Regions from separate parts of the Homo sapiens genome. Here region 2 is linked to region 1. A link is a contact called in ENCODE Hi-C or POLR2A ChIA-PET data. All regions are on one chromosome and are shown on one strand. Each heading gives the region's core, a stretch centred on a gene start or an enhancer-like site at or near the end of the contact. The rest is flanking DNA. Distances are from core to core; before and after follow the strand shown. Region 1 holds the start of SF3B5 (splicing factor 3b subunit 5). Region 2 overlaps ZC2HC1B (zinc finger C2HC-type containing 1B).

Region 1 (5,842 bases), core at 2,144-4,643:
AACTGAATTGGTCATTTTGTGTTGGTATAAGCATGGGTGGAGCAACTGCCATGACTGGACAGCTTTCTGGTTTCACTACTTGGGTCAAAGAGGTTGCTTCTGAATGTGTCTGTGCACTGTGTCGTCCATGGGGAAATGCTGGCTAGCTGAAAAATGTCACCTGAACTTCACAACGTTTTGCAGGATGTGATTAAAATTATCAGCTATATTGAAGTACATGCCCTTAACTCACGTCTGTTTGCACAGCTCTGTGAGGAGATGGACACAGAGCGCATTCATCTTTCTTATACACAGAGGTGAGATGGCTTTCTAAAGGTAGATCACTGGCCAGAGTTTTTGAGTTAGGAGGGCTGCTACAGAGATTTCTTTTAGAAAAATAGTCACCACTGGAAGCACATTTCAGTGACACAGGATAGGTGGCAAAACTTGCTTACTTGTGTGACATATTCAACCTGCTCAGAGAATTCAATCTGTCACTTTAGAGGAGAACAACTGTGTTCAAGTTGGCAGATAAAGTGGCTGCATTCAAATCCAACTGGAATTATGGGGGTTACAAGTCAACACCGGGATTTTTGACATTTCAAACATTAGTAGAGATTTTGAAAGAGACTGAGCCAGGGCCTTCTTTCTCCCAGCCGGTGCATGATCACCTGTCTTACATTCAATAGAGTTTGGGCATTACTTCCCAATTACAAAAGACCTCTGAACTGGGAAGGAATGGATCTATGACGCATTTGTGAAAAAACCAGGTGAATCAACTTTGCCCGTGCTAGAAGATCAACTGCTTGAGACTGCAAATAATGGTGGCTTAAAAGTATGTTTGAGACAACTTCAAATCTCCGTATGTTCTGGATTAGAGTCAAGGTGGAATATCCTCAGATTGGCACCAAAGCACAGAAAAGTCTGCTTCCATTTCCAACATCCTATCTATGTGAATGAGGGTTTTCTGCAGTGATAGCAACCAAAACGAGATTACAGAGTAGACTGGACATAAGCAACATACTTTTGGTGTCACTATCCCCCATCACCCCCAGATGGGACTGTCTAGTTGCAAGAAAATAAGCTCAGGGCTCCCAATGATTCTACATTATGGTGAGTTGTACAATTATTTCATTATATGTTACAATGTAATAATAATAGAAATAAAGTGCACAATAAATGTAATGCACCTGAATCATCCCGAAACCATTGCCATAACCCCTGTCCGTGGAAAAATTGTCTTCCACGAAACCAGTCCCTGGTGCCAAAAAGGTTGAGGACCACTGCCCTGGAGAAACACCTTCACATGTATAAGAATATTTATTTCGGCATTGTTTCTAATAACAAAAATACGAAAATAAATGCCCATCATTGAGAGAGTGGACATGTTATGTTATACTAATTAAGTGACATACTGTATAGCAGTAAACAATGAACTAAAGTTACATAACATGTAACATGAATACTGACAAGGGCAAAAAGCAACTTTTATAACAATATAGACGGAGTGTTATTTATATAGAGCTTTAAAACTTGCATAACAAAAACAACTATTGTGCATGGATACACACTTTCAGCAATCAAAAAAACAGGCTCCATAGAAAAATGGCAAAATGTTAAGGTTTGATACATCTCCCACAAGTATGCCTGGCAAAATTCTTTACATTTTAGGAGTGAAACATTTGTTATAACGAAGTTTAAACAGCAGAATAAAATTATTTTCAAGTTATCTCCTTCCCAGTAAAGTTTTCCTTCTCTTCGGTTGTAATAATTTATCCATTTATCAAATTTTTGTTTTGGACTTTTTTTTTTTAAAAAAAGGATCTTTTTTTCAAGTAGCTTCTACCCATGTAAGGAAGTTATTAAACCAAACAGTAGGACATAAAGCAATAATAAGGAAGAGACGTATAACTTGCAAAGAGGAAAGAGAGTTTACATCTGTCTGGAGCAGCCAGAGAAAACTCTAAGGAGATGCATTTGAGCTGCCTTTAAAGGGAGATGCGTTCACCAAGGGAACAGACATTCCACGTAGAGGGAATAGCTTGTACAAGGAAATGGGGATGGACACAACAGGTAACATGGAGAAATACAGTTGTCCCTCAGTATTCGTGAGTGATTTGTTCCAGGACCCCCATGGATACCAAAACTAGAGGATGCTCAAGTCCCTGATATAAAACGGCTTGTATTTGCATATACGCACATCCTCCTGTATAGTTTGTCTCTAGATTATTTAACATACCTAATACAATGTAAATGCTATGTAAATAGTTGTTATACTGTATTGTTTAGGGAATAATAACCTTAAAAAGTCTGCATTTCGGTACAGACTGATATTTTCCCCCAATATTTTCAATCAGGTTGGTTGAATCCACAAAACCCACTGAATGGAAGAGCCAAGTAGGGTGAGGTGAGGCCTTGGAGGGAGGATATCAAAATAAGTGGCTAGAGAGGAAGGAGGAGCTTGAGGTGGAAGCCGGAATGTGTGGGAACTGGTGCTGTACTTGCTCACCAAGCACCCTGGTTAGAGCTGAAATAACTCTTTTATGCCACAAACTCCTAAGAGACATAGTTGGGACCAGAACTGGCGCCTGCTGACTTCTGGGTAATCCATCCCCGGTTGTGAAGGGACGGCCGTGCCGCCACGACGGCTCCGAAATACACCAAGAGTTTATTTTCGGGGCTGCTCGTAGTCCAGTCATTCTTGGGTTTCCCATTTCCTATCAGCCCCAAGCCACCCACGGATGCTCCCCACCTCCAGACATCGCCCTCCACTAGGTCCCCAGATCACTTTTAAAACGCGACCAGGGGCCGGGCGCGGTGGCTCACGCCTGTAATCCCAGCACTTTGGGAGTCCGAGGCGGGCGGATCACGAGGTCAGGGGTTCGAGACCAGTGAAACCCCGTCTTTACTAAAAATACAAAAAAACTAGCCGGGCGTGGTGGTGTGCAACTGTCATCCCAGCTACTCGGGAGGCTGAAGCAGGAGAATCGCGTGAACCCAGGAGGCGGAGGTTGCAGTGAGCCGAGATCGCGCCATTGCATTGCAGCCCGGGCAACAGTGCAAGACTCCGTCTTAAACAAACAAACAAACAAACAACAGAACGCGACCAGGAGTCCCGGAAGCCTGCGTGCACGAACTCCCAAGACCACAAGTCCCAGCATGCAACGCTCCTTGTTGGAAAAGGGCCTCCCTTAGCCACTAAGTGGACCATCATGCAACATTCTCTGATGGGGCGGGGATCTCCATGGAGGGGGGAGGCACACTTGTTGCGTCGCCTCAGCAACTCCAATTGCGTGACAGAATGTGCTTCCGCTTCCGCCTCTGAGCCCTATGAGCGAGAGTTACGCTACTTAGTCGTTGTGACGCCATTCTTCTGCGACGGCGCGGACCTGGAGCTTCCGCGCGGTGGCTTCACTCTCCTGTAAAACGCTAGAGCGGCGAGTTGTTACCTGCGTCCTCTGACCTGAGAGCGAAGGGGAAAGCGGCGAGATGACTGACCGCTACACCATCCATAGCCAGCTGGAGCACCTGCAGTCCAAGTACATCGGCACGGGCCACGCCGACACCACCAAGTGGGAGTGGCTGGTGAACCAACACCGCGACTCGTACTGCTCCTACATGGGCCACTTCGACCTTCTCAACTACTTCGCCATTGCGGAGAATGAGAGCAAAGCGCGAGTCCGCTTCAACTTGATGGAAAAGATGCTTCAGCCTTGTGGACCGCCAGCCGACAAGCCCGAGGAGAACTGAGACTCTGCCTTACCACCGCAGTGCGGGGCACCTCTCCCAGCGTTTCTCCGGTTTGCCAATCCTCTTAAGTATTCCTGTCTCCAAAGGACCGGCTCTCCATGGCTCCTGCGCCTCGTGCTTTCCGCGTACAGAAGTGCTTGCCCGGGGAGTCCCGCCTGACCTGCCTTCATGTGGACCCTTAGAACAGCACTGGGAGACCAGCAGGACTCCTGAGAACTGTGCTGGTGGAGAGGTCCTAGAGCCGGCGAGCGTTTGAGAAGAGGGCATGGCGCTGGAGTGAGATGGGATTTGGCGTCTCGTTTTTGGCTAATTGATTGTCATTGGCTTTTTCCATAAAGTTTAGAAATCGTTCAGTCTCTTGGTGTGAACTTTCTGTGTTAGGGTGGAAGGCTCCGGAAAGAGCTGAGCGGGAAGTGGGTTTGGGTGAGGGAGCGCATGCCAGTGTCCATGGCCAGGCACTTAGATCCGCCGTGTCTACCTTTATAATTAATTCCCCGACTGCCACTTTTCCCAAGAGCGTTATTTTCAGGCCCACAATGCCTTCAGTATTGAAATTTGTGGTTATTGTATCCCATCTTCTTTTTCTCCTGTTTTAAAACTCTTTGCAGTCTTTGCTGTCATTGTCCTCCCTAGCCTCTTTAAAATGCATCCTTTTTTTTTTCTTGGGAATTTGTGGCCATGTCTCCAGAAATGACAAGCTGGCAAGCGAGTTCATCCATTCTACATTCAACAAATATTTGTTGAGCTCTATGTGACAGGCATTTTCCCGTGTTCTTGGGGCTTACATTATGCTGGTGGTGGAGAAAGGAGGTCAAACACTAGATGTAATAAGCAAATGTTAGAAGATGCTGCGGGGAGGGGAGAACAATGTATGTGGTGCGGGTGGGAGTAGCTGGTAGGGCTGTAATCTTAAATATGATGCACAAGTTACTGAGATGGTGACATTTGAGCAAAGACTTCAGGAAAATGAGGGAAATGGCCATGCGGAAAACTGGAGAAATTGCTTTCCATGAAGAGGGAACTGCCAGTGCAATGGTACTAACGCTGGGAGTATGTATGGTTTATTGGAGGAACTTCAAAGAGGCAAGCATGGCTGGAGGGAGTGAGTAAGGGGAAAAGTAGAGGGACAGGTAATGGAGGGGAAAACAGAGTAGAGTCTTGTAGGACAATATATGAACCTCTGAGGAGCCATTGGAAGGTTGTGGTTTTTTTTAATTTTAGTTTTTAAAAACACGAGATGGATCTTGATATGTTGGCCAGGTTGGTCTTGAACTCTTGGCCTCAAGCAGTCCTCCCACTTCAGCTTCCCAAAGTGCTACGATTACAGGTGTGAGCCACCACTGCAGACCATTGGAAGGTTTTTACGCAGAGAAGTCACGTGACCTGGCATAGCTTAGCTCAGTGGTGGCTTTGGAACTCCAGGCTGGAGTGCAGTGGCACGATCATGGCCCACTGCAGCCTCAACTTCCAAGGCTCAAGCAATCCTCCCACCTCAGCCTCCCAAGTAGTTGGTACTACAGGTACGTGCCACCATGCCCGGCTAATTTTTGCATTTCTTAGTTTTTTTGTAGAGATGAGGGTCTCATGTTTCCCGGGCTGCTCTTGAACTCCTGGCTCAAGCAATCCACCCACCTCAGCCTCCCAAAGTGCTGGGATTACAGGGGTGAGTCATTGCTCCTAACTTTTCGTTACACTAGAAAATTGTAGAAGACACCAAAGAGCCTCTGTTTATGTGGATTGTGGCTATTGATATTCACCACCATAGAAATGAAAACAAAAGTTTTAATTCATTGAAAAATAATGAAAATTCTCAGAAAGGTCAATGGTAAAAATAATGATAATAAAACCATTTCATGTTAACAAAAACTTTTTTTGTTTTATGAAAAATGGCAATTTACCAAGACATAATTTAGTGAGAAGAATGGCTTTTAAGAAAAACCGGTTTTTCAGAGGTCTTCTGTGTTTGGCTTAATAGAGGACAGCTTGATTCCCATATTTGCTTTTGCATTCAAACTGTTGGGATATGAAATTTTTGTCGAAGTATGAAAAAATCCACTTCTCATAAATATTTAGTATAGGAGCAATATTTAACTTTTTCAAATAGATGTACATA
Region 2 (5,237 bases), core at 2,540-5,039, 190 kb after region 1:
AAATCGATCAATGTACACTACATTTACAGAATAAAGGACAAAAATTACATCATCATCTCAATTGATGCAAAAAAAACCATTTGAGAAAATTCAACACCCTTTCATGATAAAAACACTCAACAAACTAAGAATAGAAGGAAACTACCTCAACATAATAAAAACCATACATGTAAAACCCACAGAGATCACCATACTCAATGCTGAAAGACTGAAAACTTTCCCTCTGAGATCAAGAACAATGCAAGTGTGCTAATTTTCACCACTTCTATTTAATGAAGTACTAGAAGTTCCAACCAGAGCAATTAGGAAGAAAAAAATTAAAAGGCATCCAAATTGGAAAGGAGGAAGTAAAATTATCTCTGTTCACAGATGCTATGATCTTATAAGCAGAAAATCCTAAAGATATCACCAAAAAACTTATTAGAAGCAATAAATTAATTCAGCAAAGTAGAACAGAAAGTCAACACAGGAAAATTAGTTGTGTTTCTATATACTGACAATGAACAATCAAAAAAAATTATGAAGACAACTACATTTACAATAACATCAAAAAGAACACTTAGGAATGAACTTAAGCAATGAGGTGAAAGATTTGTACAATGAAAACTACAAAACATTGCTGAAAGAAATTAAAGAGGACATAAATAAACAGAAATATATTCCATGTTCATGGATTTGAAAACTTACTATTGTTAAGATGTCCATACTAACCAAAGCAATCTGCAGATTCAGTGCAATCACGGTTAAAATCTCAATGATGTTTCTTGCAGAAATAAAAAAGCCCAACCTAAAATTCACATGGAATCTCAAGGGATCCCAAATAGCCAAAACAATCTTGGCTGTACCTTGGAGGACTCACAGTTCCTGATGTCAAAACTTACTAAAAGCTATAGTAATCAAGGAAATATAATACTGGCATAAAGACAGACATATAAACCAATGAAATAGAATAGAGTCCAGAAATAAACCCTTGTATACATGGTCAAATGATTTTTGACAAGGGTGCAAGACCATTGGTTGAATGGGGAAACTGGACATCTACATTCAAAAGAATGAAGCTGGACTCTTACCTAACACCATATATTAAAAATTAACTCAAAATGGATCAAAGAACTAAAACGTAAGATCTAAAGCTAGCCTTAGCTTAGACAAAAACATAGGAGTAAACCTCTCTGACCCTGGATTAGGCAAGGATTAATCCAATTTCTTGGATTCCTTGGTCACCAGAGGCAACCAAAGAAAAACAGACAAATTGGACTTCACTAAAATTTTAAAAATTTATGAATCAAGAGAATATCAGCATAGTGAGAACTCATCTCTACGAAAAATTTAAAAATTATCTGGGCATGTTGGCACATGCGTATAGTCCTGGGTACTTGGGAGGCTGAGGTGGGAGGATCACTTGAGCCTGGCAGGTTGAAGCTGCAGTGAGCTATGATTGTGCCACTGCACTCCAGCCTGGGCAACAGAGACCCTGTCTCAAACAAACAAAAAACACACACAAAAAAGAATATCAACAGAGGAAAAAGGCAACCCATGGAATAGGAAAGAAAAGAATATTTATAAACCATATGGCTGATAAGGGATTAATATCCAGAATACATAGAGAATTCCTAAAAGTCAACAACAAAAACAACCAATCACACTGGTGATTAAGTTAGCAAAAACCAAAACAACAAAAACAATTCAAAAATGGGCAAAGGACTTGAGCAGACATTTTTTCAAAGAATATATACAAATGACCAATAAGCACTTGAAAAGAGGCTTAACCTCATAAGTCATTAGAGATATGCAAATTAAAACTAAAATGAGATACCACCTCATCCCCATTAGGATGGCTCCTATGGTTCTGCCTTGTTGCTACTTTGAAGAAATTACAGTCAGCCTCTGTTCCCATGGGTTCCACATCTGCAGATTTAACAACTACAGATGGAGAACATTTAAAAATAAATAAATAGATAAATAAAACCCAAGTGTACCAATAATAAAAAATAATACAACAATTTTAATATAGCATAACAACTACTTACATAGCATTTACATTGCCTTAGGTATTATAAGTAATCTGGAGATGATTTAGTGTATACAGGAGGATGTGCCTAGGTTATATACAAATTCTACGCCATTTTATATCAGGGACTTCAACATCTCAGGTTTTGGTACCCACTAGGGCCCTGGGACCAATCCCCTGTGGATACCGAGGGATGACTGTACAGAAATTCTTGACTTATGTTAGTTTGACATAAGATTTTTCAACTTTACATGGGTTAATTGGGATGTTAAATGCATTTTTGACTTATAATATTTCTATTTACAATGGGCTTATCAGGACATAGCCCCATCATAAATTGAGGAGGATCTGTATTTATTTCTAGAAAAGAAACTTTCCCCTTATTTTCAACACAAACATATGACACGTGGTCTTCTCCTATTTTCAATCTCTTCAATTTTACTAGACCGGAGAACAATGGTTTAGACTCCCATTGCAGTAATCGAATTTGACTTGTACATTGTGAAAGTTGTGTAATCCTGATAAATTAAGAAATATTCCCTTTTGGCAAATAAGCTTTAACCTCTAACCCAAATATCTTTGCATCCAAAAGCAACAGTGAATGTCTTAGAGCTTTTGCAGACTACCAGTGAATCCCAAACCCAACAGTGATCTCCTCTGACCCCCATCATTTGAGAGATGAAATGCGTGCTTTGACTCACCTGACTTGGTTGGGACTTCATTCGTGGCCACCAGGACCCTGTTCTGCAGCAAAGCTCCCACAGCACTGGTAACAGTTGGTTCTTTTTTTGGACCCATCTGAGCCCTACCCTACAGAGAGAGAAAGAAAGAGACAAAGAGAACACCTTCTGTATGTAACCTCAGGTGCCACATAGGAGGTACAGCTGTTCCCACTTAACCAGCAGCAGAATGGTATCATCTGCAGGGACTCCCTGAATCCAGGGGAAGGGGACAGACACACACCCTGCACTTCAGTTAGCCTGGTTCTTGTCCTCCCAGCTGGTGCTCAAAGCAATATCTGGGTTTTGAAGCTTCCCTTCCATAATTAAGCCCTTGGGGTTGGTGGTGGTATATTTATCCTATAAAATTAGTTGTATGGAGACATAAGAAATCACTTAATGTCAATAAAGGATATATTTAAAGAACATTTTATTTTTTTCATTACACTTGAAGACTATTTTGTTTTTTTTAACATGAACAAAGAAAAACAGATTGGCAGGCAGCAAATGTTTGAAGCATGAAATTCCAACATCCCTACACCATCCCCCTCCCTGCAGAGCAGCAGCAGCAGAATAGTTACATTAAAACGAAATAAGGACCAAAAGGTTTCTCACATGCTCCTTTTATCTTGCCACTGATCCCACCTCCAGTTCCACGGAACTGCAGGATAAAGATAACCTGTTACACCAAGTGAGAATTCTCACTTGGGCAAGAATGGCTGAGAGACTATAGGAGGCAGCTCATCCCCATTCACACAAATAAAGCTATTTTTAGAGGCCTATATTGGTCTCTTTTGGTTAAGAGTATGACACATTTTAAAAGTTGATTATGTTTAAAATAGAAACATATTTCGGCTGTGTTAACAGCCCTTCAAAACTGAAACAACCCCTCCTTTCTTGTTCCATTTTTGAATAAGCTTCACTATTAGACAAGGCCCCAAAGTGGTGAAGCTGGCACAAAGGAAACAAATACGGCTGTTCAGATATACTCTACAGTGAGTGAAGGAATTCACAAAGCAAGCAATTTTTCTTCTGTGTTCGCAATCACCACTCAGCTCTGGAAAACAAGGAGAGGAGTGGGGCCAAGTCACTGGTTACACTGACAGCCAGCTGGCCTTCTTCAGGAATAAAAACACTTCCGTTTGCTGCTTTCCTGTGCTCTCTTTGGCCCCACTAAAGCAGACTAACTCTGGAGACCAGTAAGAAGAACCATCTGCAGAAATGTAACTCACCCTTTACTGCTTTACAGACTGTAGGTAGACTTATACATACAAACTTTTCCATAATTAGGCTGTGTTCAAGCCCAAAGTAGTCATATTCCTCCAAAAGTGTCATGCCAATCGTATCAACTGGAAAAGGCTACTGGAGAAGGGGAGGGTGGGGTAATGTAGAGAGAGGAAAGGAGGAGCCCCTGTGTGCAAGACACTGAACCGGGCCCTTCACTTATCTATAAGTCCCCCAACAACTCAGCAAGGTACACATGATTAACCCCATTTTACAGATTAAAGTGAATCCCAAAGAATTTAAGTAACTCGGCCAAGTTTACCTAAATTATAGAATTAAAATTCAAACCCTGGCCGGGCACGGGGTCTCATGCCTGTAATCCCAGCACTTTGGGAGACCAAGGCAGGCAGATCACCTGAGGTCAGGAGTTCGAGACCAGCCTGGCCAACATGGTGAAACCTCGTCTCTACTAAAAATACAAAAGGTAGCCAGGCATGGTGGTGGGAGCCTGTAATCCAAGCTACTTGGAAGGCTGGGTCACAAGAATCGCTTGAACCCGGGAGGCGGAGGTTGCAGTGAGCCGAGATCACACCACTGCACTCCAGCCTGGGCAACAGAGTGAGACTCTGTCTCAAAAAAAAAAAAAAAAAAAAAAAAAAAGGAAGAAAGAAAGAAAGAAAGAAATTCAAACCCTGACTACTGACTGTAGAATCCTGGCTTTTTCTACATTGCACTTCTTTTCATGCTATCTCAGATGTCAAGACTGAATCTAGGCCGCGTGTGGTGGCTCATGCCTGTCATCCCAGCACTTTGGGAGGCTGAGGCAAGCGGATCACTTGAGGTCAGGGGTTTGTGACCAGCCTGGCCAACATGGTGAAACTCCATCTCTTCTGAACATACAAAAATTAGTCAGGCATGGTGGTGGGTGATTGTAATCCCAGCTACTTGGGAGGCTGAGGCCGGAGAATCGCTTGAACCCAGGAGGCGGAGGTTGCAGTGAGCCGAGATTGTGCCACTGCACTCAAGCCTGGGCAACAGAGTGAGACTCCATCTCAAAAACAAAAACAAAACAATCTATAAAACTGTATTTATTGTAACCACTGCCTCTCACCACCCATATGTCCTCCCTCCTGTGTTCTATTATCTACAGAGATTGTCTTCCTGTCTCTCCAGGCTCTGGAGCTGAAAACCTTATTGTCAACCCTGATTCCCTCTTTTATCCTATGTCTAATCATTTTCTCAGTCTCATCAATTATTTCTTAGATTCTCCCTCCCACACAACT

Evidence for each region. A loop is a pair of places that touch in the nucleus more often than their neighbours do. ChIA-PET counts read pairs that join two places held with the same protein, here RNA polymerase II (POLR2A). Pooled maps may share reads with other maps.
Region 2: a map with no recorded cell type shows a loop between it and region 1 (5-fold over the local background). The contact joins the enhancer-like site here to the promoter of SF3B5 in region 1. A Hi-C loop is called at or near these places in 4 of 37 single-sample maps with no recorded cell type and 3 of 50 pooled maps. POLR2A ChIA-PET finds 5 or more read pairs at or near these places in 2 of 52 experiments (A673 and H1).

Annotation. Positions count from the first base shown.
Region 1 is chr6:144,093,124-144,098,965 of GRCh38, reverse strand. SF3B5 (splicing factor 3b subunit 5) reads left to right here and starts at 3,393. Exons shown (of 1, transcript NM_031287.3): 1 at 3,393-4,082. The coding sequence starts at 3,469. The coding sequence ends at 3,729. RefSeq lists an enhancer at 2,944-3,643.
Region 2 is chr6:143,900,628-143,905,864 of GRCh38, reverse strand. ZC2HC1B (zinc finger C2HC-type containing 1B) reads right to left here. Exons shown (of 8, transcript NM_001013623.3): 6 at 2,713-2,821. Among named protein-coding and RNA genes, the nearest start is that of ZC2HC1B, 39 kb to the right of the region's middle. RefSeq lists an enhancer at 3,712-3,931. Within about 2 kb of position 3,789, at least 10 of the 41 ENCODE cell types and tissues checked have a DNase peak (open chromatin) inside an H3K27ac peak, as active enhancers do.